Regions from separate parts of the Homo sapiens genome. Here regions 2 and 3 are each linked to region 1. The links are chromatin loops, found by intact Hi-C in ENCODE. Cell type or tissue: endothelial cell of umbilical vein. All regions are shown on one strand.

Evidence for each region. A loop is a pair of places that touch in the nucleus more often than their neighbours do. Peaks named below come from ENCODE experiments on the same cell type or tissue, not always from the same donor. Only the 100,000 strongest peaks of a DNase experiment are listed, where the experiment ranks them.
Region 2: it touches region 1 in a loop (10-fold over the local background); 21 of 110 quality-filtered maps call a loop at or near these places.
Region 3: it touches region 1 in a loop (9-fold over the local background); 8 of 110 quality-filtered maps call a loop at or near these places.

The regions. Positions count from the first base shown.
Region 1 is chr9:114,079,367-114,087,366 of GRCh38, forward strand. It overlaps LOC107987120 (a long non-coding RNA gene), which reads right to left and starts at 1,703. Exons shown (of 3, transcript XR_001746905.1): 1 at 1,469-1,703; 2 at 1,332-1,374; 3 at 574-1,236. In endothelial cell of umbilical vein, a CTCF peak has its summit at 3,295 (motif pointing right); a DNase peak (open chromatin) is centred at 3,315; H3K27me3 peaks cover 521 bases.
Region 2 is chr9:114,267,437-114,275,436 of GRCh38, forward strand. COL27A1 (collagen type XXVII alpha 1 chain) reads left to right here. Exons shown (of 61, transcript NM_032888.4): 34 at 68-121; 35 at 1,805-1,858; 36 at 3,292-3,345. Among named protein-coding and RNA genes, the nearest start is that of ORM1, 52 kb to the right of the region's middle. RefSeq lists an enhancer at 3,799-3,968. In endothelial cell of umbilical vein, a CTCF peak has its summit at 4,544; a DNase peak (open chromatin) is centred at 4,515.
Region 3 is chr9:113,733,622-113,741,621 of GRCh38, forward strand. No RefSeq gene overlaps it. Among named protein-coding and RNA genes, the nearest start is that of ZNF618, 140 kb to the right of the region's middle. RefSeq lists an enhancer at 5,174-5,722. In endothelial cell of umbilical vein, a CTCF peak has its summit at 3,997 (motif pointing right); a DNase peak (open chromatin) is centred at 4,020; H3K27me3 peaks cover 368 bases.

The DNA of each region.
Region 1 (8,000 bases):
GAGACTCAGACACAGGGACACAGAGAGAAGCACGGGGAAGATGTGGCGTGACGCCGAAGGCAGAGATGGGAGGGATGCAGTGACACGTCAAAAATCACCAAGGATTGATGGCAGCCACCAAAAGCTAGCAAAAGGCAAGGAAGGACTTTTCCCCAGAATCTTCAAAGGGAACATGGCTCTGCTGAAAATTTGGTCTCAGGTGTCTGACCTCCAGTGCTGAGAGAAGACACATTTCCTAGCAGCCCTAGGAAACTAATACAGTAGTTATTAAACTTAAGGTTTTATTTATTTATTTATTATTTTGAGACGGAGTTTCACTCTTGTCGCCCAGGCTGGAGTGCAGTGGTGCGATCTCGGCTCACTGCAACCTCCACATTCTGGGCTGAAGTGATTCTTGTGCCTCAGCCTCCCGAGTAGCTGAGATTACAGGTGCCCACCACCATGCCTGGCTAATTTTTGTATTTTTAGTAGAGACAGCGTTTCACCATATTGGCCAGACTGGTCTCTAACTCCTGACCTCAGGTGATCCTCTCACCTCAGCCTCCCAAAGTGCTGGGATTACAGGCGTAAGCCACTGCGCTCAGCCTAAATTTAAGATTTTAAATGAGAATTTTTTAAAACCCAGGTCCGTTGTCTGTGAGCTCACACTCTTGCCAGCAATACCAAAGGCCTCTCTATGAATTTCCCTTCTCCAGTGGTTAAATCTACTGTCCTTACTTCCTCCCTGCTCTTGGCATGGAACATTCCATACTCTCAGCCACCTCTCTGTTAGAGCTGGGAATGACCCCTTCGGGCAGGCAGTCCCAAGATTAAGACCCCTGCTTATGTGAGAATCAAAGGATTCCCCCATGTAGTCAGTGCAGAAACAAATGGTGTATCATGTCCCTTCTGTAAGATTCAGTCAGTACATCCCTCTTTCACTGGTATCCAGAACAAGTGTGCTTCTATTCATAAATGTGTTTCCTTTGCTCCGTCACCCTAACCTTGGCCAGTGATTATATTCCCTTCTTGCTTTGGCTGCTAGGAAGCTCAAAGCCATGATGTAAGTTTAAGCACAGTTACTGTCTTGGTTTAGCTTTCTGGGACAGTTATCTTCGTGTTCCTTGTGTTCACAAAGTTTCTCAATCTTTGATGTTTTAGTTAATGATGGTAATGAGGAGGTGGTAGCCCCCAACTTCTCCTTGTTCTGCATGATATTGGAGGTGGCTTTCCCTCGCTAAAGACCACTTTCCGTATCTGTGAACGGAAGAAAACAGTTCTTGTTCTGTCTGTCAAGAGGCCAAGAGAGACAATGTGTGAGGAAGTGAACTGTAAACTGTCCACTGCCTTACCTGTGTGGTGGCTCAGGGGTGTCTGCCATTGGAGGAGGCAGGCCTGGTATAAGAATAAATAAATAACAATGAATCATTAATAGGAATAAAATCATCCTACTAAGCCCGCTTACAGTGCACCAAGATGGCTCGCTGACCTTCATGTTGGGCCTGCGTGACTACAGTTATCAACCCCATGGTCCAGATGGGAAGCCTGAGACGCGCAGGGGTGGAGAAGCCCCAGTCCTAGCCTCTCTTGGACAGGGCTGTTCATTCAGTTGCACAGCCTCTCCTGGGGGTGGGGAGAGGCCCAGAGGATAAGTCCAGGATGTTGATTTCTTCTCCTGCCTCCAGGAATGTTTGTGCTCCTGAGATTATTAACCAGAGCAAACAGAGAGAGTAAATGCTGCCAAGGGCCACTTGGACTTTTGACTGCTTTTTAAAAATTAACCTGGGGACACAAGTTGCAAGACCAACAGTGGTCAGACAGCTGCTGCCCCCTCCTCCCCTTCTGGCTGCTGGGGTGGGAGGATGGAGGCTCTGGGGTCCCTGCCCTCCTAGGGGGCCCAGGGGTCTAAGAGTCCATGGGAATTGCTAGGTTCTGAAACCATTTGGTTGTGGGGGAGGGTCTTGCCCCTCACAGGAGGCCTCAGAGCCTCAGGGGTACCCAGTGCAATGTGGAATAGAGGCCTCGATTTTCAGATGCACATACTGGGGCTCAGGGAGGGGATGGGACTTGGTCAAGGTCACCCAGTGTGTGGCCGAGTCGGGGCCAGATAGGCCTGACTGTGGCACCCAGGCTCTCCCCTCATCATTTATTCTTGTGTCTACTTGTTCTTTTGCCAAATACACACTCCATGCTTGGTGCTGAGGACAGGATGGGCATATGACAGGCCTCCCAGAGCTCCCTTGAGGCCTGGGGTTGGGGAACAGACGAGGTGAGAAGGTGATAAGACAGGATGGTTGCTGCAGTGATCAGGGAAGCAGAGGCCGGGACAGGGGAGTCAGACTCCAAGAGTAGGAGTGAGCTAGACAACAGTGCAGTGGGATGGGTGCATGGGGGAGGGGAGTGGGTTCCATGCACAGGGAACAGCAATTGCAAAGGCTTAGGGAAGAAAATAGAAAATTATTTTTATTTTTATCCAAAAAATACAAATAAATCCACAGGTCTGGAGCTTGGGGACAGAAGGGAGTGGTGAGAGTGAGGCTGGGGAGGTGGCTGAGGTCCAGTAGGTGGGATCGTGTTGCCGTCCCAAGGGGTGTTGCTTGGGAGTGCACAGGGGCACTGGTGGGTTTTCAGAAGTCAAGGTCAACCAGATTAGTAATCGGGAGAGATCAATCAGGAGGTAACGTAAGCTGGAGACCCAGGAAAGCAACTCCTTAGGAGATTTTCCAGGAAGAAGGAAGGGGCCGGGCCAGGGCACTAGGACCCAGTGACTGGACCCACAGGGACATCAGGGACATTGACTGGGAGTCAGACCAGAGGGTGTGGTCAACCTTTGAGTCCTCCTCTGCCAATGGTGGAATGATAAGGTGACTTTCTCCGTGACAGGAGGCCTTGCCTCCAATGTCTGACCTTGCTCAATTTCCATGGCCTCGTGCCACAGCCTGTCCACTCAGGGTCCTCATGGCATAGCTGGAGGTGCACAGCACCCATAACTCCATGACTGGTGATGTGGAGGGGTGTTCTCACTGCCCTGTGATTTCTAGGCATTGTTACTCATCCCTACACCTCCAACCCAAAGAGCAAGTCCACCCAGAGACTTGAGTCCTAGTCCTTGTGGCTTGCTGCGGGACAATGGGGCAGTCATTTCCCTCCATGGCTTCAGAGCTGACATAATAACTGAATGAGGGTCACTTGTGAAAATGCACCCCAAGTGTGTAGATACGTAGGACCCCTGTCATCATGGGCGCTTGGTACCGCATGTGCTCCAGCTAAGGACTCCATACATAGCTGCAACTGCACTAAGGTGTGAACTTCCCTTGTCCACCAGGGGGCAGCAGAGAACTTCCCGAAAGAACCACCGGAGTTTGCTCACAGATTGTTCTGTACAGATGGAGACAGAGGCCAGGAGCAAAGGCTCAAAGAGCTACAATGCGGGCTCGTGTCCAGGCTTCCTTGCCCCAAGCCTACTTAAAATCCCCTGGTGAGTGTAAAACATTTAGCGTCTACCTTGCCCATCCCTACCCTGCTAGAGAGCTTGATGCTTGGTTGGGGCCCTTAAAAAAAATAGTTTTGCTGGGGAACCAGAATTGGGTGCAGTTGTTGCAGACCACGAAGGCTACTATAACTGTACTAAGTTCTTACTGTCTGCCAAGTCCACGCAGAGCACTACAAGAGCATGTCGTTCTAAATCCTCTATTAAGAATCTTTTTGGAGTGGAGTGGCTCAGGCCTGTAATCCCAGCACTTTGGGAGGCTGAAGGGGGCGGATCACCTGAGGTCAGGAGTTGGAGACCAGCCTGGCCAACATAGTGAAACTCCCATCTCTACTAAAAATACAAAATTAGCTGGGCGTGGTCGCGCACGACTGTAATCCCAGCTACTCGGGAGCCTGAGGCAGAAGAATCATTTCAACCCAGGAGGCGGAGGTTGCAGTGAGCCAAGATCACTCCATTGCACTCCAGTCTGGGCAACAAGAGTGAAACTCCATCTCAAAAAAAAAAAAAAAGGATCTTTTTGTGGGGTGGTGGGGAGGGAGAGGATCAGGAAGAAGAGCTAATGGATGCTGGGCTTAATACCTAGGTGATGGGTATATCTGTGCAGCAAACAATCATTGTGCCTGTTTACCTATGTGGCAAACCTGCAGATCTGCACATGTACCTCAGAACTTAAAAAAAAAGTTGAAGAAAAAAATAATCTTATTATGCTGGTAGCCCTATTTTGCAGGTAGGGAAACTGAAGCTAAGACATCAGGTGATCATGCGTTGAAGGTCACCCAGACATTAAATTCAAACCAAGATCTGTCTCTGTTAACACTTAAGGCACTCTGCTGACCCTATCTCTTGTCTCTTGGCTAGATCTTAGGCCACGTTCTTTAGACACTTGGAGCTGATGAGTCTCCCTTCATTGGACTCTTCACAGCCGAAGTCAGGCCTATTTCTCCCTTCCCCAGCCAAGGGTCACCTCAGCGTCTGCTATATCAAGTCCAGACCTTCTCTCCCTCCTTGGGGCCCAGCACTGTGCTGGGTGCATAATAGGCGCTCAGCCAACAGTGCTGACTGACTTACTCAGAACCATGGGGGAGATTTAGGTCGGATCCCAAGAAGGACCACCCACGCAGAAGACAGCTGAGGGAGACTGGGAAATTGGACTCACCACATCCAAAACCCCTTAACCTTATGTCCAATGAATGAGCAAAGGAAGGAATGACTGGGCTCTCAATGGCAAAATTTATAAAGCAAAGACCCCTTGCTCTGTGGTGGCTTGTCTTCGAGTCATCAAATTTGAGTTTGTCTGTGTATTATGGCCTGGAGTACACCCAAGGCATTGTCCAACATGCTGTGATGATTAAGCTGCTGAACTTTATATCCAGACAGACCTGGGTTCTAGTCATGACTGCAACCCTTTCCTGCCTGTTTGATCTTAGCTAAGTGACTTCACCTTTCTTTCTCTTCTGTTAAATGGGGTTAATAAGAGCTCATAGCGGTGTATGAGAATTAAATGATGAGAAGCATGTCATGTCCTTGCTCCTTGGAGAGAGCTTAGTCAATAATAAACGTTGGCCCTGGGTCGGGGTGCCCTTAGATGTTGTCAATCCAGGTTCCTGATTGCAGGAGTGGGTGGCTTAGCCTGGAGAAGCACTCCTGCCCTTATAATCTTTGGAGCTCAGAGTGTCTTTGAGATCAGAGCGCCCTGGGGACAGAGCTTGTGGCCCAGGATCTAGCTCCTTTTGCACCCCTGAGGAAAGGGTTACCAAAGAATAAACTTCCAAAGGCCTTGTCTGTGTCCAGGAAGGGGACGCAGGCATATTCCTGCTTGTTGCAGGCCAATCTTATTGTCCATTGAAGCAGGACCTCCAGGAACCTGCCCCAACTCCTGGCTGACCGAGTTGATGCAACCCAGCATCTCTGGAAGGACTAAAATTGCTCTTTCCTGAAACCACGAGGCAAGCTGAGCTCTCTGGAAATTCCCACCGGCCTTTCTTCAGTGAAGACAAATGGATTTCTCTGAATCAGTTGCCTTGGAAGGGCAGTGGGAACTCTTCCCTGGCTCTTGCCCTTGGGCGACAGAGTACTTCTTTCCACTCCTTTCCCTGGAAGAATCTGTGTTAGGAGGGTCTCCCTGGAGGAAGGAGCCAGCCGAGCTGGATGTCAACAAGTTCATGAGTCTGTAGTAATGAGAGTCCAGAAGTTGACACAATTCCTCCCCCGCAAGTAATGATAGAATGTTTGTGCTGAAAGCATCCGTTAGTAATAATAACAGCAATAACAACTAGCATTTATTTAGCACTAACCATGTGCCAGGCTCTGTTCTGAACAGTTTATACGAATTCACTTCTAGTTCTCACATCATCCCCTGTGAGCATGTATTAACTCCTCATAGGGTAAACCAATTTTATCCCCACTTTACAGAGGAGGAAACTGGGGTTCAAAGAGATTCACTCTTTTGCCCAGCCTCCCACAGCTGGTATGTTGGGCAGACAGAGGGTGAGAAAGGGAGAGGGTTTGCCCAAAGTTCTGTAGCCTGGAGACCACAGAGATGTCCTGCCTCCACCCAGGGCCCTGCCCCATGGAGAAAGACTGGGCTGCAGGGCTGCACTTCTAATTGTCTAGATTCCAGCTCAGGCACCGGGTAGTTTTTAGAGAATCCCTTTGGTATTGGGGTGGTGAAGGATCCACCACCGGCGGGGAGGTTGAGAAAGTCCCTTCCTCTGCCTCGTCAAAGTGCCTCTGCGTGGTCTGGCCTTGCTGGATCGTGCCGGGCTTTGGTGGAGAACAATGTCTCTAGGAAGGCACCCCAACTATCCTCAGGGGTTCCTAAGTTGGACAGAAGCTGATCCTCTACCTGTCCTTCCTCTGTGGTCCCACTGGGTGGCACCTGGCATGGTGGTTGAGGCCAGCCAGGTTCAAATCCCGCTTCTGCCACCCACTGGCTGCGTGACCTTGGGCAAGTTCTGAGGCCCTTCCTGCCTTGGTTTCCTCACTGCAACATGACAATACTGACAGTACCTACTTCTCAGAGTTGTGAGAAATGAGCGAGCTAACACATGGCAAGCGCTGGGAGCAGTGCCTGGCACCAGAGAAACTTGCTAATTGCTATTATTTGTTCCCTTGCCTCCTGATTGTCACTTTGCTTGTCCTTTCCCCCACTTGGTTGGAAGCTTCTTGAGAAGAGGGCAGTGGCCCAGGGTCAGGCTGCTGTCACTTGTATCCAGCAGAGGCGGCCTGGCCTCCAAGTAGGGGCTTGGTGAACATGTGATAATCAGGAGAGCCACACACTGGATGAGGGTTCTTGAGAAAGACACGTCTGCCCAACTTTCAAAAAAGTCCTCTCAAAGGTCTTCTTTGCCGGCCCGTGTAGATGCCAGTGACAGCCAGGGACTTGTCTGACATACACAAGAGGTCTGTGTCAAGGCAGGCTTTGAACCCAGGTCTCCAGATTCCAGTCATGGTCTCCAACCCCAGCACTAACCCATCTACAAGTTCCAGTAGCTTCCAGTCTGTGGTTCATAACAAGACCACGCCTACTTGCCCGACCTGCCCTGCCATGCTTGTTTGCCTAAAATAAAGGAAGATGAGTCGCTGGATGCTAAACAAGAAGATAGAAATGGAAAAAGGACATTGAAGAGGACACAGAATATGCCATGAAGGGGCTGAATCCTATCAGAAACGGGCTGGAAATGAATATGAATTTGGAGCAAATGTGTCATTAGGCAAAGAGAAGAAAGACCTTGTGGGAGGGAAAGCAGGCCCATTTGGGATGCTGAGAGAAGGCTGGTATGGCTGAAGCAACAGGATGTTCTTGGCAAGAGGGTCTTCACAAACTCTCATAACGACTCCAAGTTTTGGGGTCCATCTGGGAGTTGGCCCCCCAGACAAGGCCTCACAGCCTTTTATGTACAAGTGTCCACAGGAGTGCTCTTCTAGAAGCTTGTGCCATCCAACTGCAACGCTTTCTGCCATGCTCCTCATCGTGCAATGAGAGGGGGCTGAGAGTTGGGATCCCCAAGGATCTGGAAAACTCAACCAAGGATCTGGGCAGCCAGCACTCTAGAAACCCATGGGTGGCCTTCAGAACTCTGGTGAATGTCCCTTACCCACTACATCCCTGCCCAGCCAAAGATTCCAGAGAATCCCTCCCGACTTGTCTACAGTGTTTTAAAATTTCAGAAAGATCTTCTAGGGGTTTGGAATCCTGGAAAATTCCTGTAGTGTCTCAGGATTTCCAAGAGCTTCCCCCAATTCTAATGTTCCGAAGTAGCAGAGACTTTCTTTTGACAGTTCTTGAGAACTACTACCATGTTTCGGGGTCTAGAGAACTGCCCCCAGGTTCCAGCAATCTGCAGAAGGCCTGTAGATTGCAGGGCTCCAGAAGTGTCCTTCTGAGTCCACAAGTTCTCGGTAAGTACCAAATGAATTTGAAGGGTCTTGATACATTACTGGGATCCTTTGGAATTCCCTCAGGGTTTAGGGATCCTAGAATTATGGCAGTTCTAGAGGGAGGATGCTGACTGTATTAGTCTGTTCT
Region 2 (8,000 bases), 190 kb after region 1:
TTACCCCCTTGCTTACAACCAGGGGGCAGCTCTTGCTCTAGGAGGGACCAATGGCGTTTTCTTTCAGGGGCCGCCTGGTGCAGTGGGAGAACCGGGCCTTCCTGGGGAAGCCGGGATGAAGGTGAGGTGGGATGAAAGAAGAGAAAAATGACTTGTTGAAACCAGCTCCCAGATGGTGGCCACATCCTCTCCATGGAAGAGAAATGGGCCTTTCTTGTGGCTGGGATAATGGGTTCTCTGTGCTCCTGGCTGGGGAGTGGGGCCTGGTTAGGGCCAGAGTGGAATGTGGAGCCCCCACCAGTGCCCTCTGCGAGGTAATGTTTTTTCGGGCACCTGCCCCTGCCTCTATGCTGGGGTGGCTGTACCTCCTGGCCTCATGCGATACCATCTGCAGCTCGGTGCCAGTGCCCTTCATTACCTGCTGAGAAACAGGTGCCCATTGATACATGGACTCTGGGGAGAGCCCCCTCCCCATTCTGCTGTTGGAAGAGGACGCTGTTCCCCCTTGGAGGCCCCAGAGCTGATGAGTGATGCTGGCTAGCCCGTGGACATTGTTGAGGCAGGGCCCAGGGGAGCCCGCAGAGGGGCTGTGAGACTTGAGTCCAGTCACCCCCTTCCATGCCTAAGTCTCCCTGTCATTCAAAGAGGGAGTTGGACCAGGCCGGGGGCTGCCAGACTTGGCCTAGTCCCAAAATCCCTTGCTCAAACACCAATGAAGAAAACCACCCCACGTAGAAAACTGATAGAAGTGGGATTGTTTCCACTGGAGCAGGGCTGGGGGCTCAGAGCTCTGCCCTCCTCCTGTGCCCCTAGACACCAGCAGGGAGCATAGCTTGAAAATTCACCAATGAAGAAACCACCCCACGTAGAAAACTGATAGAAGTGGGATTGTTTCCACTGGAGCAGGGCTGGGGGCTCAGAGCTCTGCCCTCCTCCTGTGCCCCTAGACACCAGCAGGGAGCATAGCTTGAAAATTCTCCAATGAGAAAGACCCTTTTAGGGCCTTTATGCAGGGGGCAGGTGACATTTATTCCGGCTCATTTAGGGCTTCCTCCTCGTTTGGGTTTCTCTTCAAGTCTCTCAAGGAAGAATAAAGTCACATAATTGCCATTGCTGCATCCAAGGCTCCTGGAACCAGACTGCCCAGGTTCGGATCATGAATCTGTCACTGAATAGTCTCACGAGAGCTTGGGCTCCTTACCGAACTCCCCCAATGCCTCTGATGCTTCACCTCTAAAATAATGCCTTTCCTTGCAGGGCTGTCTTGAAAGTCAGATATGTTAATATAAAAACTGATGTCCTCAGCCTGGGCAACGTAGTGAGACCCCATCTCTACAAAAAATTTAAAAATCTGCCGGGCATGGTGGCGCATGCCTGTGGTCCCAGCTACTTGAGAGGCTAAGGTGGGAGGATCACTTGAGCCTGGGAGATCAAGGCTGCAGTGAGCTGTGATTACCCCACTGCACTCCAGTCTGGGCGACAGAATGAGACCCTGTTTCAAAAAACAAACAAAAAAAGTCCTTAGAACAGTACAGAACAGTACAGTTAGTTATTAATAGGATGATGGTGTTGGTGCTAATTGTCCTCCTGTCCTGGCGTGGGAGAAGAAGTCCGTGGACAAGGCTTACTTGGAACAGGAGCTCTGGTTGGTGTTTTACGATTTCTCTGTGGTCCCTGGGAAGAAGGACCTTCCCCAGCTCCTCCTCCCACACCCCAAAGTCAGAGCTGGTGGAAACAGGAAGGGGTGTCGAGAGCTGGGGCTGGCCCTACCCACCCGCAAGGACTTTTGTTCGGCTTCTCCTAGGGTGACCTTGGACCCCTGGGCACTCCTGGGGAGCAGGGCCTCATTGGGCAACGGGTAAGTTGAAGCAATTTATTCTTCCTGAAAGCCCCCAGGGTGTGTGGGTGCCGCAGGGGAAGAGACCGGCTTTTCTCAATCTCCCTAAGCCTCAGTTTCCTCAGTTACAGAAATAGACTATGAATGTCTACAGCCTCGCCCAGTCTCTCTTGGTAGGCCAGCATTTCCACAGTGTAGAGAAAGGCATTTTGTGGTCTGTAGTCCCAGCTACTCGGGGGGCTGAGGCAGGAGAATCGCTTGGACCCAGGAGTTGGAGGTTGTGGTGAGCCAAGATCATGCCACTGCACTCCAGCCCGGGTGACAGAGGAAGACTCCATCTCAAAAAAAAAAAAAAAAAAAAAAGAAGAAGAAGGATGTTGAGGTTCAGTCGAGTCTCGGCAGTAAAGAGAATGATGAGCACGCATCCTATGCCCACTGTGTGTCGAGCACTTTTCTCGAGGCACAAGGAGCACAGCAGTGAGTAACGGAGGCCTGTCTCTGGAGCTTGCATTCCAGCGGGTTGATAAGTGATACCTGCCATGGGTACAAGAGGAGCATGGACCACCCAACTGGCACATCGTTGCCATCCTGCACCTGACGGCCCCTGAGGCCCTTTCCAGCTCAGACTCTGAACAGCGATGAATTCTAAAAGCAGAGAGAGACCCAAACTTAATTTGATGGCCATTTCAAGAACTGTTGTCCAGGGGCGTCTCTAGAGCTGGAAGGGCAAGCCTGGTTGAGGTTCAGCCAGGGACTCTGTTCTTGCTGTCATTCCCGAGCTTGCTGGGAAGAAAAGTCGAAAGACTGGCCTCCCTTTCCTCATCTGAGAAGTAGGATTCCACCAAGGAGTTCCATGCAGGCTTACTCCAGCTCCAGTAATAGTATCTCACATGGTTGCCAGGTATGGGGCGCTTACACCATGCCTTACAGCAACCCTTGAAGAAGGTGGTGTCAGCCCCATTTTTCAGATAAAAAAACAGATGCCAATGAGACCTAAGTAGTTTGCTTGCGGTCAAACAGCCAGTGAATGAGAAACCAAGAAGTAGCATTGACGTCTGGCTGATGTCAAAGCCTGTCTTTAACTACTAGGCCACTCTGCAGCCCAGCCAACCAGCCTAGAGATGATGTTCAGGACAAATCCATGACAAGCACCTTCTAAATTCGTGACCTCATGTAGCCCCCACCCCACGTCACCCTGCAGAGGGAGCTGTCGGTAGCTTGGGGGTCTGCTCCCCTTTTCTGGAGAGCTGAGGGTGGGCACCTCAACCTTCCTGTTCATTTGCTAACTCAGCCCCTGGCTACCATGCACCCACTGTGTGCCAGGGCCCCCAGGGTCCCACTGCCTGGAGATCCATGGGTCAGGGTCCTGCCCCAGGGAGGGGGAAGAGAGGAAAAGCACACCGGGGCCTCCTCCCCAGTAACATCTCCTCCTCTTTCTCCATCACCTTTTCCAGGGAGAGCCAGGCCTTGAGGGTGACAGTGGCCCCATGGGACCTGATGGGCTGAAGGTAAGTGCCCTTTTAGGGCAGGGCCTGGGGACCCCGGCAGGGCATTGCTTTCCCATCCAAGACCTAAGTCTCCTCCCAGAAACACTGTGTTCCCATAGAGATCTGAGATGACAGCTCCAGCTCCCATTGACAGCAGCTTGGGGAAGGGTCAGCAGTGTCCAGCAGCCACCTCCCACCCTGCCCTCTGCACTACCTGCTCAGGTGGGACCAGGGCCATCACCACCTTCCAGTCTTTCCTGCTACCCTTCTTAAAATATCAGCTTCTCTTGGCTAAGGGTGATTCCTGAGCACCGGCACTACGCCAGGCCCAGAGCCAGAGTCTTTGGTCTCTGTTATCTTCCAAATATTCTAGAAGGTCAGGAAAATAATAATTACCACCAATGACTTATAAGCCACAATTTAGGGAGGACTAGTCACACACATACCAGGTACAACGCTAAGCCCTTTACCAGCTGGATCCATAGGACAACGGAAGTTCTGTCTTTAGATGAGGAAACTGAGACTCAGAGTGGTGAAGCAACTTGCCCAAGGACACACCGCTAGCAACTGGCACATCCAGGACCCAAATCTGGGCCCGTTTGGCTCCAAAGCCTCTGCTCACTCTGCTGTACCATGCACCCATTCTAAAGGCGAAGAGGCTGAGGCTCAGAGGAAGGCATAGATACATTCAGGACCTATGGCTATGAGTGAGGATCCAAAATTCAAACCCACGGCTCACAGGTGCCAAAGCCTGCTGGCCCAACTTGACCCTGCTGCTCCCTGAGAGACTCCTGTCAGCCACAAATGTCAGGACTCTGAAGAGACACCTTAGCTCACCTGAATTGCAGGTGGGCAGGCGGGCACCTCCCTCTGACTCTCCAGACCCATCTCCAGGCCAGTCCCTGGCCTCCGTCTTGGGCCCCGCTCTGACCCCACAGGTGGGCTTTCCCCGAGGCTGGCCGGTCACCCTGTGCAAGTCAGCTCCCCAGCCCAGGTTCCTAAGGGCCATGCCCTCTCGCCCACCTACTCTCCAGGTGACCTCAGAGAAGCAGACCCCTTCTCTGAACCTCAGTTTCCCCATCCACAGGCTTCCGCCCACCCTCGTTACCCCCTCCCCACAGTCTCCCAGGGTGCCTTGGCGACCGGCCCCTGCTGACTCCTCACATTTTCTTGCAAGAGCGAGAGCACCCCCTGTCTGTCATCTGCCTGACTCCTCTCCCCCAACCCTGCTGCATCCAAGCGTACAGCCGAGTCCCAAGACCCGGAGCATTTGACAGCTGCTCCACACCCTTTGCCAGTGCCTGCTACACTGGGTGGTGATGCTGATGAAGGTCATGGCTAAAATGCTTTGGGCACTTGCCATGTGCCCAGTGCCACCCACCCAAAGGGCTTTATGTGAATTAACCCATTTAATAATTAATGTTCCCAGCAACTCTCCCAAGCTTGATACATTACCATCCTCACTAGACGGATGAGGAAACTGAGGCACGAAGCAGCAGCCTTCTCACTCCACTCTGGGCGGCCACCTTTCTTCTTGGAAAGTCCACTGAGGTGGGCGGGAGGGGGTCTTCCAGCCTGGGTGCCTCATGCAGTCTTCTGCCTCCACCTTGCATGGCTTTTTGGCCCTGACTTCATCCTCTTCCCCTCCCTTCAAAGCCAATTCTACCTGAGTCCTTGTGCTCAAATGCACAGCATCTTCCCTGGTCTTTACATGAATCCCAGGAGAGACCCATTTTCTTAAGGTGTTTGTCCAGGAATCACCCCTCATGGTGAAAACTGCGTCTCGAATATGCACAGCACTTCATAGTTTATAGAGTGCTTTTACACCCGTTATCTCTTCGCTGATGTCCAGCTGACAGTGATGATGGTGGTGGTGACCAATAATAGTTAGCTTTTATCCAGCATTCACATGCCAGACACACTGCTAAGCTATTTACATGGTTTATCTCTTTCAATCCTTGCAGTAATCCTTTGATCCTGATTTTACAAACGAGGAAACTTGCCCAGGGTCACACAACTATTCAGTAGCGGTAGCAAGATTTGAACTTAGGCAGCATAACCCGAGGGTTGAGGGAGGCATCGTCCCCTGAGCAGAGAATCTTGGAATTAGAAGGAGCCAGAACCCCAGGTTCACACAGCACTGACTCACTCGGTGGTATTAGGGAGTCTCCACCTGTCTGCACTTCAGTTGTCCCATCTGTAACTGAAGAGGGTTAAGGAAGGTGACTTGCAAGGCTCCTCTGAGCACTGGCAGATGTCTGAGGATTTGGGGCATCTCTAGGAACCCCCAGAGACTGTTCTGCATGAGATTCACAAGGACGCCCACCCCAGGGGTCCAGTTAGCCCCTGGAGTGTGGTCTTAGGCAGAGCCCAGGTGAGGGCCCTTTGTTGAAAACCCGACTAGCCACCTGGAACAGGCTGTCTGCCTCTGAGAGGAGAACAGGTGGCCAGGACGACAAGCCAGAAATGGAATCCCAGAGCCAGAGGAGTCTGCAGGAGAGTTATTCAGGCCAGCCCCCTGTCTTCATGCCAGGCTGTGCTTAGAAGCTGAGGCTCCCAGCAGGAAGGGATCCGGGCACAACTTTGTGCCCAGATCTGCTCTACATTGGCCCACGCCTCAGCTCGGAGTCTTCTGCCTTTATCTGTGCCATCTCTGGACCGCTCCATTGGAAAATCTTCCCAACTGAACTAGAAACTGCCCCAGCAACTCCCTCACACCCACCTCCTGCCCCAGAGCTCAGGCCTCAGCAGGCCCAGCTTGAAGCAATGAGCAATCATGAGTTGCTTTCTTGAGCCTCTCTTCTAGGCAGGGCCAAGCCCCAGGCTCCAGCTTCATGCCCTCTGCTTCCTGTGCTCTCTCTCCTCTGGATGCACACCAGTTTATCAGTGTCCCTCGTAAACCTTGGCACTGGGGGACAGAACTGGTAAAGACACACTATGCTTTTCCAAGCCTGCTCTTCTCGCCCATCCCTTCCTGATGGACGCCGCCCCTCAGCAGCCATGCCCGTGCTGCACTCCACACCTGCTCTGCTCACGGTGATGAGGGTGACAGCCCACGCCCCATCCTGGAATCCTGCATGCCCCATCCTGGAACCCCACCTGCCCCCAATCTCTCTCAGAGTACGCAAAGATTACCGTGATGAGATAAGGCAAGCTTAGAGTGACACTGATTGCTTCAAAACCATAAAAAGCCCATGCCAGCCTGGTGCAGTGGCTCACACCTGTAATCCCAGCACTTTGGAAGGCCAAAGTGAGTGGATCATCTGAGGTCAGGAGTTCGAGACCAGCCTAGCCAACATGGTGAAACCCTGTCTCTACTAAAAATACAAAAATTAGCCAGGCATGGTGGCGCGTGCCTGCAGTCCCAGCTAGTTGGGAGGCGGGGGCACTTGAACCTGGGAGGTGGAGGTTGCAGTGAGTTGAGATCATGCCACTGCACTCCAGCCTGGGCAACAGAATGAGATCCGTCTAAAAAAAAAAAAAAAAAGCCCATGCCAAGGGTTGCCTTTCCAAGGAAATAACCTCAGGTGCCCCAAAGGTCCGAAGCCCCAAGAAGACCTTGGTTACAGCCCTATCACTGTAAAGAGGATACGCTCAGGATCCTGCTTCAAAGTCCAGCTCCACCGCTAGCCAGTTGTGGGCCTCTGGGCCAGACCACTTGATTTAGCTCTGCCTCAGTTTCCTCTTCTGTAAAATGGGACTAAAAGCGGACCAGCCTTAGAAAGCTTTTGTGGGGATTAAGTCAGTTAATAGATGTTAAAGGACTCAGACTATGGTCCTGACATGGTTAGTGCTATATAAATGTTAGCTCCATCCACTCCCCAGAGAAAGTATTCTGCAGCCAATAAGAATGATCGCCATGCAGAGCCCAGAGCGATAGGAGGGCACGTTCACCATAGAGCAAAGCAGTAACTATAACAAACAAAGATGGAGACCAGCAGTCCAGTGGGATTGTGCCTTTAGAGCTTAGTTTACTGCTGTCCGATTCATTGCCTTGGGAGAGTTGCTTCACTGCCCTGAGCCTGGTACATACCATCCAAACTGTTACCTACCATTTATTATTATTATTATTATTCACTGTGTTTTTGTCATCGAGGATTGAAAATACAACTCAGAAAAATGGAAAGAGTGGTTCTGAGAAGGAGAATTGGGTGAATTTTCTTTCTTGATGAAAATTTCTTTCAGCTAGTTGCAGCAGCTCATACCTGTAATCCCAGCACTTTGGGAAGCTGAGGTGGGAGAATTGCTTGAGCCCAGCAGTTGGAGACCAGCCTGGTCAATGGTCTCCAACTGCTGGGCTCAAGCTCTCTTGTAGCAAGACCCCATTTCTACAAAAAAAGAAATTTTTTTTCAATTAGCTGGGCATGGTGGCATGTGCCTGTAGTCCCAGCTACTTGGGAGGCTGAGGCAGGAGGATTGCTTGAGCCCAGGAGGTCGAGGCTGCGGTGACCTATAATTGCGCCTCTGCACTCCAGCCTGGGAGAGAGTGAGACTCTGTCTAAAAAATAAAAAAAAAAAATCTGCTTCATAAGACTCTTGTTCTCCCAATGTGTCTAAGTTGGAGAGAAATTGCCCTTGTCTCCTGTGAACTCCATGGGGTGGGTGCAGTCAGGACCCCGGCTTATCTCTGAGTCACTCTGCCCTTCGCAGCCCAGGCCCAGGCAGGGACACATGGG
Region 3 (8,000 bases), 350 kb before region 1:
AATTGGCTAAGGACGCAGCTCTGAAGGGTACCAAAGTTCAGTTATTTTAAATGTTGAGATCTAGAGGTGGGGATAGACGTAGTTCCAGAGAAACCTCTTTCTAACAAACATAAAATCAAACATTCTCTTGAGTGTGAGTTCTCTTAAGTTAAGGGGTGAGATCCTGGAGAAGAGTGTGGGATGTGCCTGCAGGGGCAGATGGGGGACACCAGCCTGGGAATCAGGAGACCAGCTAGGTTCTCATAAGCTATCCCTAATCTGGCTCTTCCAACCCTGTGAATACTGAGGCCAGCATTGTCTTTATAGAGCACAGTTTAACTCTGTGTTTTAGATCAGGGGTCCACAACCCCCGGGACCTGGACTGGAACTGGTCTGTGGCCTATTTGGAATTGGGCCACACAGCAGGCAGCGAGCAGTGGGCAGTGGGCGAGCGAGCATTATTGTCTGAGCTCTGCCTCCTGTCAGATCAGCAGTGTTATTAGCTTCTCACAGGAGCTTGGACCCTATTGTGAACTGTGTGTGCGAGGGAGCTAGGTTGTAGACTCCTTATGAGAATCTAATGCCTGATGATCTGAGGTGGAACAATTTCATCCCCAAATCATCTCCCCAACCCCCTGTCCATGGAAAAATTATCTTCCACAAAACTGGTTCCTGGTCCCAAAAAGGTTGGGGACCGCTGTTTTACACAGTCCATTCACATGTCCCAAACACTTCCATGACTTTCCATGAGGAAGGAAATGGGAGGCCATTTCAGACAGGAAGACGTACATGGGTAAAGGTATGGATTTCCTCAACGTTTCTTGCCATTTGTCCATCTTTGACGTCACCCTCTCCCTTGTTGGAGTGGTTAAGGCAGGATAAAGTCCAAATTCTGTCACTTCCATAAAACACCCTGTCTGGTCTGGACCCTGCCAGTCTCTTTCACCACTCTCCTTCCACCCTAGACTTGGCCCCAGACATACCCAGCTGCTTGCAGGTCTATGAATTCATCCAGCTTCTATACCTGTATCTATGCTGTGCTGTATACCTGGAGGTACATCCCTGCCCTTCCCTCTTCCAGGAAGCCTTCACTCCTATAACAGTGATAAGCAGCTAGTATTGGCTAGGATAATTCTGGCAGCATATGACAGAGACCAAATAACAGTAGTTCACATAAAATACTAGTTAATTTGTTTCTCACCTAGTTATTAGGAAGGCTCTGCCTTACAAAGCTGCCTATAATGCAGATTCCTTCTGTGTTGGTCTGGGATGTATTCTTTATCCACATGATCCAAGGTGGCTTTCATTTGTCACTGTTATGAGGAAAGGCTTCTGGGAAGAAGGGCAGAAATGAGTCCTCCAACACGGAAAGGACATGCAAGCAGGAAGGGCAGGTGTCCTCTCTTTCAAAGGCATGGCCTGGAAGTTATACGCATCACTGGCACGCACTCCCCATTAGCCAGAACTGACTCACATGGGCACAAAACCCAGCTGCAAGGAAGGTGGGGGAGTATAGCTTTTATTCTGGGAAGCCTCTGTTATTATGAGAGAAAAGGGGAAGGCTGACATTGGAGAATGGCTGTATGTGGATGAGAGCTGTGAGAACAGAAGGACCACCCAGAAGGAATGAAGATGAAGACTTAACCACTCCAACAAGGGAGAGGGTGATGTCACCCTTCCTTCTTAAGGAAGACTTAACCACCCCAATAAGGGAGAGGGTGACGTCAAAGATGGACAAATGGCAAGAAATGTTGAGGAAATCCATACCTTTACCCATGTACATCTTCCTGTCTGAAATGCCCTCCCATTTCCTTCCTCATTTCTCCAGGCCCAATTTATGCTTGATTTCCTCATGGAGGCCTCTACTGACAACTTCAGTCTTTCCCGGGCCTAGATAAAAAGTCTCTGTCTGGGTTACTAACTGGGCCAACATGATTATAATCATCTTTTATTGATGCCTCTTATGAAACAGGTAATTTATATACATATACATATCTCATTTTCTTCTCACCATGCCTTTATGAGACTTTTATTATTATTTTTTTATTTTTTATTTTTTAAAGAGACAGGGTTTCACTCTGTCACCCAGGCTGGTCTCCACCTCCTGGCCTCAAGCGCGATTCTTACCTGAGCTCTGACATTACAGGTGTGAGTCACTGCACCTGGCCCCTTGTTAGACTTTAAGAGGCTCGGCGAAAAATCACTTCTCTCTCCCCTTCTGAAATGAGGATCAATTGGGAAATAAAATCCAGGAGACTGGCGAATGGACATCAATGTTAGCTTTTTATTGATAAACTGATTGGAGAGCATGACTTCCTATTTGTGGTCAAAGGGCTGGCTCATAACCCTCTTTGCACCCATACAGGATCCCATACAGGGTCCCCCATAGAGAACTTGGAAAGGCCTGCTGGGGGAAGTTTGGGCTTCAGAGTCACTCATCTACTGAGGATTCCTGCCTAGCCCTGGTATGGAGAAAAGGGATGAAAAGAGGAAACATCCCTAGTCTTACAGTCTTTTAATAACTTAGCTCTACCCACCAAGAACTGTGGTCCCAAGGCTGTGGCCCCACATCAGGTAACTCATTCACTTCCCCTCTGAGGGGTAGAGGGGAAGGGGCGGGGCAAGAGGCCAGGAGTGTTACTCTTTTTGCGTTCTGTCCATGGGGAAACGGGAGGCAAGAGGAACGAAATTTCTGCCATAACAATCCCTAATGAGAGGAATTGCTTTGCCCATGTTATAGGCGAGGAAATCAGCACTGCGAGAAGGGCTGTGACTTGCTAGGGTCACTGAGATGTCATCCAGGTATTAGATGGCAGAGAATTTTGGAACCAAATCTATCTAGCCTTGGTCATTAGTCACTATCTGTAGTAGCTTATAAGCTCTTTGAAGGAAGCATTACAATCAAACATCTCTACTTTCCCAGCAGCAGCTAGCAAAATGTCTGTTCATTAAAAGACTCACAGCAGAGTCTGGTATAAAGGGCCCGGGTTCTGGTCCACATATGTTGCCTCTTTGTCCTCGTCTCATGTTCAGTCAATCTCTTTACCAGGACGTTTCACGTCAGAGCAGGAAGCAGTGATGCTACCTGGGGACCTTGTCAACGCTGCTGCCTCTGAAGAGTCCCTTGCTGGGTTTATAGTTTGAGGCACTTTGTTGCATTTTTTTGAAATCCACTTTCTCCGTTGAGCCTCCTACTACTCCTGAGGAGGGAAGAAAAGGGTGGTGAAGAGATTAAGGGCAATGTGGGATTAAGGACCATGGGTGGTCCAGGCTGGTAGTTTAGTTCGTAACCCTTCAAATAAATAGCCTTAAATATTTGCCCAGGATGTATTTCTTTCTTTTTTTTTAATTTTATTGTATTTTTTTTTGCGGGGGGGATGGAGTCTCGCTCTGTCACCAGGCTGGAGTGCAGTGGCCCAATCTCGGCTCACCACAACCTCCACCTCCTGGGTTCAAGCAATTCTCCTGCCTCAGCCTCCCGAGTAGCCGGGACTACAGGTGCCCGCCACCACGCCCCGCTAATCTTTGTATTTTTAGTAGATACAGAGTTTCACCATGTTGGCCAGGATAGCCTCGATCTCTTGAGCTTGTGATCCACCCGCCTTGGCCTCCCAAAGTGCTGGGATTACAGGCGTGAGCCACCATGCCAACATGTATTTCAAGAGGATAGAGAGAGACTGGCTGTTAATAGAAATTGCACAGAAAAAGGGATTCTCTTACTAATGAATCTTGGGCAGAAGTGGTGGTGTTTACGTCAAGAAAAAGGCCTGCCCAGCATTTCCCACTTTTCTGTGGTCTTTATACTCTATATAGTTTTCTTTTGCAACTTGCTAAACTGTACAGCTTTTTGGCAGATATATTAAATGATTTTATATTTAGATAATGAAAGAAGTCACTTGTTCCCAGTAAACAGCCCCGCTCCATGGAACACATCTTTACAGAACTTCTGGTGCCTCCTGAAGAACAGAGGGCTATGCTTGGGAGAAACGCTGTATTTTTATCTTCCACTGGAGGGCGCTGTCTACTTTGGTGGAAGTGGAACCATCGATTCCACCAATTTATTCTAGCAGTGTTTCAGCTCACCTGGTGAATTTGTGCCTTGGGCAGTTGTCCAGCAGTCTACTCCTTAATCTGGCTTTTTCCAAGGTCCCACAGGGCAGTAGTCAGGGCTCGGATGAGACCCCAATCAGTGTCATTTCTACTGAGCTGGGCCACTGAACTCTAAGAGTTCTTGTCTTTGAAAAGAAGGCTTTTCAGAGCATACCGCAGCCTCATCCCATATGTGTGTATCTGTTACCCATTCCTATACTGTCTGTGACTCAATTTCCATGACTTTGCATCCTTTGCCTTTGCAAAAATATAAACTGGGCATCTTTCTTTTCTTTTCTCTTTCTTTCTCTCTCTCTCTCTCTTTCTCTCTCTTTCTTTCTCTCTCTCTCTCTCCTCTCTCTCTTTTTCTCTCTTTCTCTCCTCTCTTTCTTCCTTTCCTTCTTTCTTTCCTTCTTTTCTTTCTTTCCTTCCTTCCTTTCTTCCTTCCCTTCCTTCCTTTCTCTTTCTTTCTTTATTTCTTCCTTTCCTTCTTTCTTTCTTTCCTTCTTTCCTTCCTTCCTTCCTTCCTTTCTTCCCTTCCTTCCCTTCCTCCCTCCCTCCCTCCCTCCCTCCCTTCTTCCCTCCTTTCTTTCTTCCTTTCTTTTTCTCTCTCTTTCTCTCTCTCTCTCTCCCTCTCTCTCTCTCTTTCCCTCTCTCTCTCTCTTTCTCTTTTTCTTTCTTTGTCTCACTCTGTCACCCAGGCTGCAGTGCAGTGGCGCGATCTCCACTCACTGCAACCTCCGTCTCCTGGGTTCAACCGATTGTCCTTCCTCAGCCTCCTGAGTAGCTGGGATTACAGGCATGAGCCAAGGTGCCCGGCCTCGGCATCTTTCAAATAGGATCTGCTCCCTAGGTCATGACTCTCCCTCTGGATCCACTGCCGCACAGTCTCCCAAGTTGTCAGCACATGGCTTTAAAGTAGGGCTTCTCCAACTTTAACGTGCAAAGGAAATGTCTGGTATCCAGTGAAATGCAGATTCTGATTCAATAGGCCTTGGCAGTGGGGCCTGAGATCCTGCATTTCTAACAGGCCCTGGGTGGTGTCACTACCGGTTAATGTACCACTTTTCAAACGTCAAGACTTTACCTATTTATCCCATCCTGTCATTGTCCCACTCGTTTTTGCATATAGAAGGTCCCCCCCGCCCCTATAAACTCAAGGATGGAGGCTGGTCAATATCTATTTGGAGCTTCGCCTCTTACTTTGTTCTCATCAATTGCTCCTGCAGGGCCCCTCTCCCTAGCTTTGCTCCATCTCATCTATTCCTCTTTCCCTAGTTGAGCAAGCATGAAGCATTGTGTTGGTGATTGTGTCTGCCACATCTGTCCCCTGAGTGGTCTTTCACTATCATGCAGAGTAACTTCTTTTCATTTTCTCTGATCTTGCCTTTTCATTGAGAGCCTGAATCAGGACACAACAAACGATAGCATAATGGTAATGACAGATGTCACCTGTGCATAAAGTGCTTTTATACCCACAAGGCAGTACTGGTCGAGACTATGGGCTAGGGCTCCACAGTCGGCCTGCCTGTGTTCAAATCCTATCTCTGCCGCTTCCCAGCTGGGTGGCCTAGGCTTAGTTACTTAACCTCTCTGTGTCTTAGTTTCCTAATTTTCAAAATGTGGCGATGCTGCTTTATGAGGTCCTTGTAAAGATTAAATAAGATAATGTATGTGAAGCATCTAGAATAGGCCTGACACACAGTAGGCACTCAATTATGGTCAGGAATGTTATGATTCCTTTATCCTGTGAGAAAGGTGAATTATTACTTCCATTTTAAAGACGAGGACCTTGAGGCCCAATGAGGAGAAATGACTTGCACTCAAGAGCCCACAATAAGAACAGCAGCACAGCAGGGACCAACCCTGACTCCAACCCAGTGCTCACTGTACCCTCTCCCAACCCTGACTCCAATCCAGTGCTCACTGTACCCTCTCCCAACCCTGACTCCAATCCCAGTGCTCACTGTACCCTCCCCACCAACCCTGACTCCAATCCCAGTGCTCACTGCACCCTCTCCCAACCCTGACTGTAATCCCAGTGCTCACTGCACCCTCTCCGAACCCTGACTCCAATCCCAGTGCTCACTGTACCCCCTCCACCAACTCCAATCCCAGTGCTCACTGCACCCTCTCCACCAACCCTGACTCCAACCCCAGTGCTCACTGCACCCTCTCCCAACCCTGACTCCAATCCCAGTGCTCACTGCATCCTCTCCCAACCCTGACTCCAATCCCAGTGCTCACTGCACCCTCTCCCAACCCTGACTCCAGTCCCAGTGCTCACTGCATCCTCTCCACCAACCCTGACTCCAATCCCAGTGCTCACTGCACCCTCTCCCAACCCTGACTCCAATCCCAGTGCTCACTGCACCCCCTCCTAACCCTGACTCCAATCCCAGTGCTCACTGAACCCTCTCCCAACCCTGACTCCAATCCCAGTGCTCACTGCACCCCCTCCCAACCCTGACTCCAATCCCAGTGCTCACTGCATCCTCTCCCAACCCTGACTCCAATCCCAGTGCTCACTGCACCCATTCCACCAACCCTGACTCCAATCCCAGTGCTCACTGCACCCTCTCCACCAACCCTGACTCCAATCCCAGTGCTCAGTGCACCCGCTCCACCAACACTGACTCCAATCCCAGTGCTCACTGCACCCTCTCCACCAACCCTGACTCCAGTCCCAGTGCTCACTGCACCTTTTCCCAACCCTGACTCCAATCCCAGTGCTCACTGCACCCTCTCCCAACACTAACTCCAATCCCAGTACTCACTGCACCCTCTCCCAACCCTGACTCCAATCCCAGTGCTCACTGCACCCTCTCCACCAACCCTGACTCCAATCTCAGTGCTCACTGCATCCTCTCCCAACCCTGACTCCAATCCCAGTGCTCACTGCACCCATTCCACCAACCCTGACTCCAATCCCAGTGCTCACTGCACCCCCTCCCAACCCTGACTCCAATCCCAGTGCTCACTGCACCCTCTCCACCAACCCTGACTCCAGTCCCAGTGCTCACTGCACCTTCTCCCAACCCTGACTCCAATCCCAGTGCTCACTGCACCCTCTCCCAACCCTGACTCCAATCCCAGTACTCACTGCACCCTCTCCCAACCCTGACTCCAATCCCAGTGCTCACTGCACCCTCTCCACCAACCCTGACTCCAATCCCAGTGCTCATTGCACCCTCTCCACCAACCCTGACTCCAAGCCCAGTGCTCACTGCACCCTCTCCCAACCCTGACTCCAATCCCGGTGCTCACTGCACCCTCTCTGTGCTTCCAAACACGGAGTTTCATTACCATCAACTCACAACCCTGAGTGTGACTGTTTTCCAGGCATCCTGCTGATCTTTTGTTTTCTCTTTCCTTCTAATGGAGCATTTCCAGCTGGGGTGATTCATGGATCTGGGACCGCATGGCTCCCATTAACTTCGAGGAAAGTCATAAGGCAAAACCCACATCAATCAAGTCTCCAAATTACTCATCCATCTTTTCAGGTGACACATGGATTAAGATGAACGTGGAGTGAAGTGGGTATCATAGAATAACTATTTAGATTTATGAAAATCGTGTCAGAGCTTACACCAAGTCCCCAAATGGAAGCTTGCTCTGTTTTCACGGCATGGTTAAACTTCAGGGATAAGAGACAGAATGTCATAATAGAAAGGCCTTGAAGCTTGAAGTCTGAAGGGCTGGGACTCCCAGCTTCACTATTTGCTAGACTTTTGATCACCAGCAAGCCCTTTAACCCCTAAGAATCTGTTTTCTCGTTTTATTGTTCATCCTTCAAACAGACCAAAGAGTGAGTTATTATCCCCACTTCACAGATGTGGAAACTGAGGCACAGAGAGAGTAAGTGACTTGCTCAAGGTGATAAGACCACCAAGGAATGAAGCAGGGCTTGACACCCCTATATATGAGTCCAG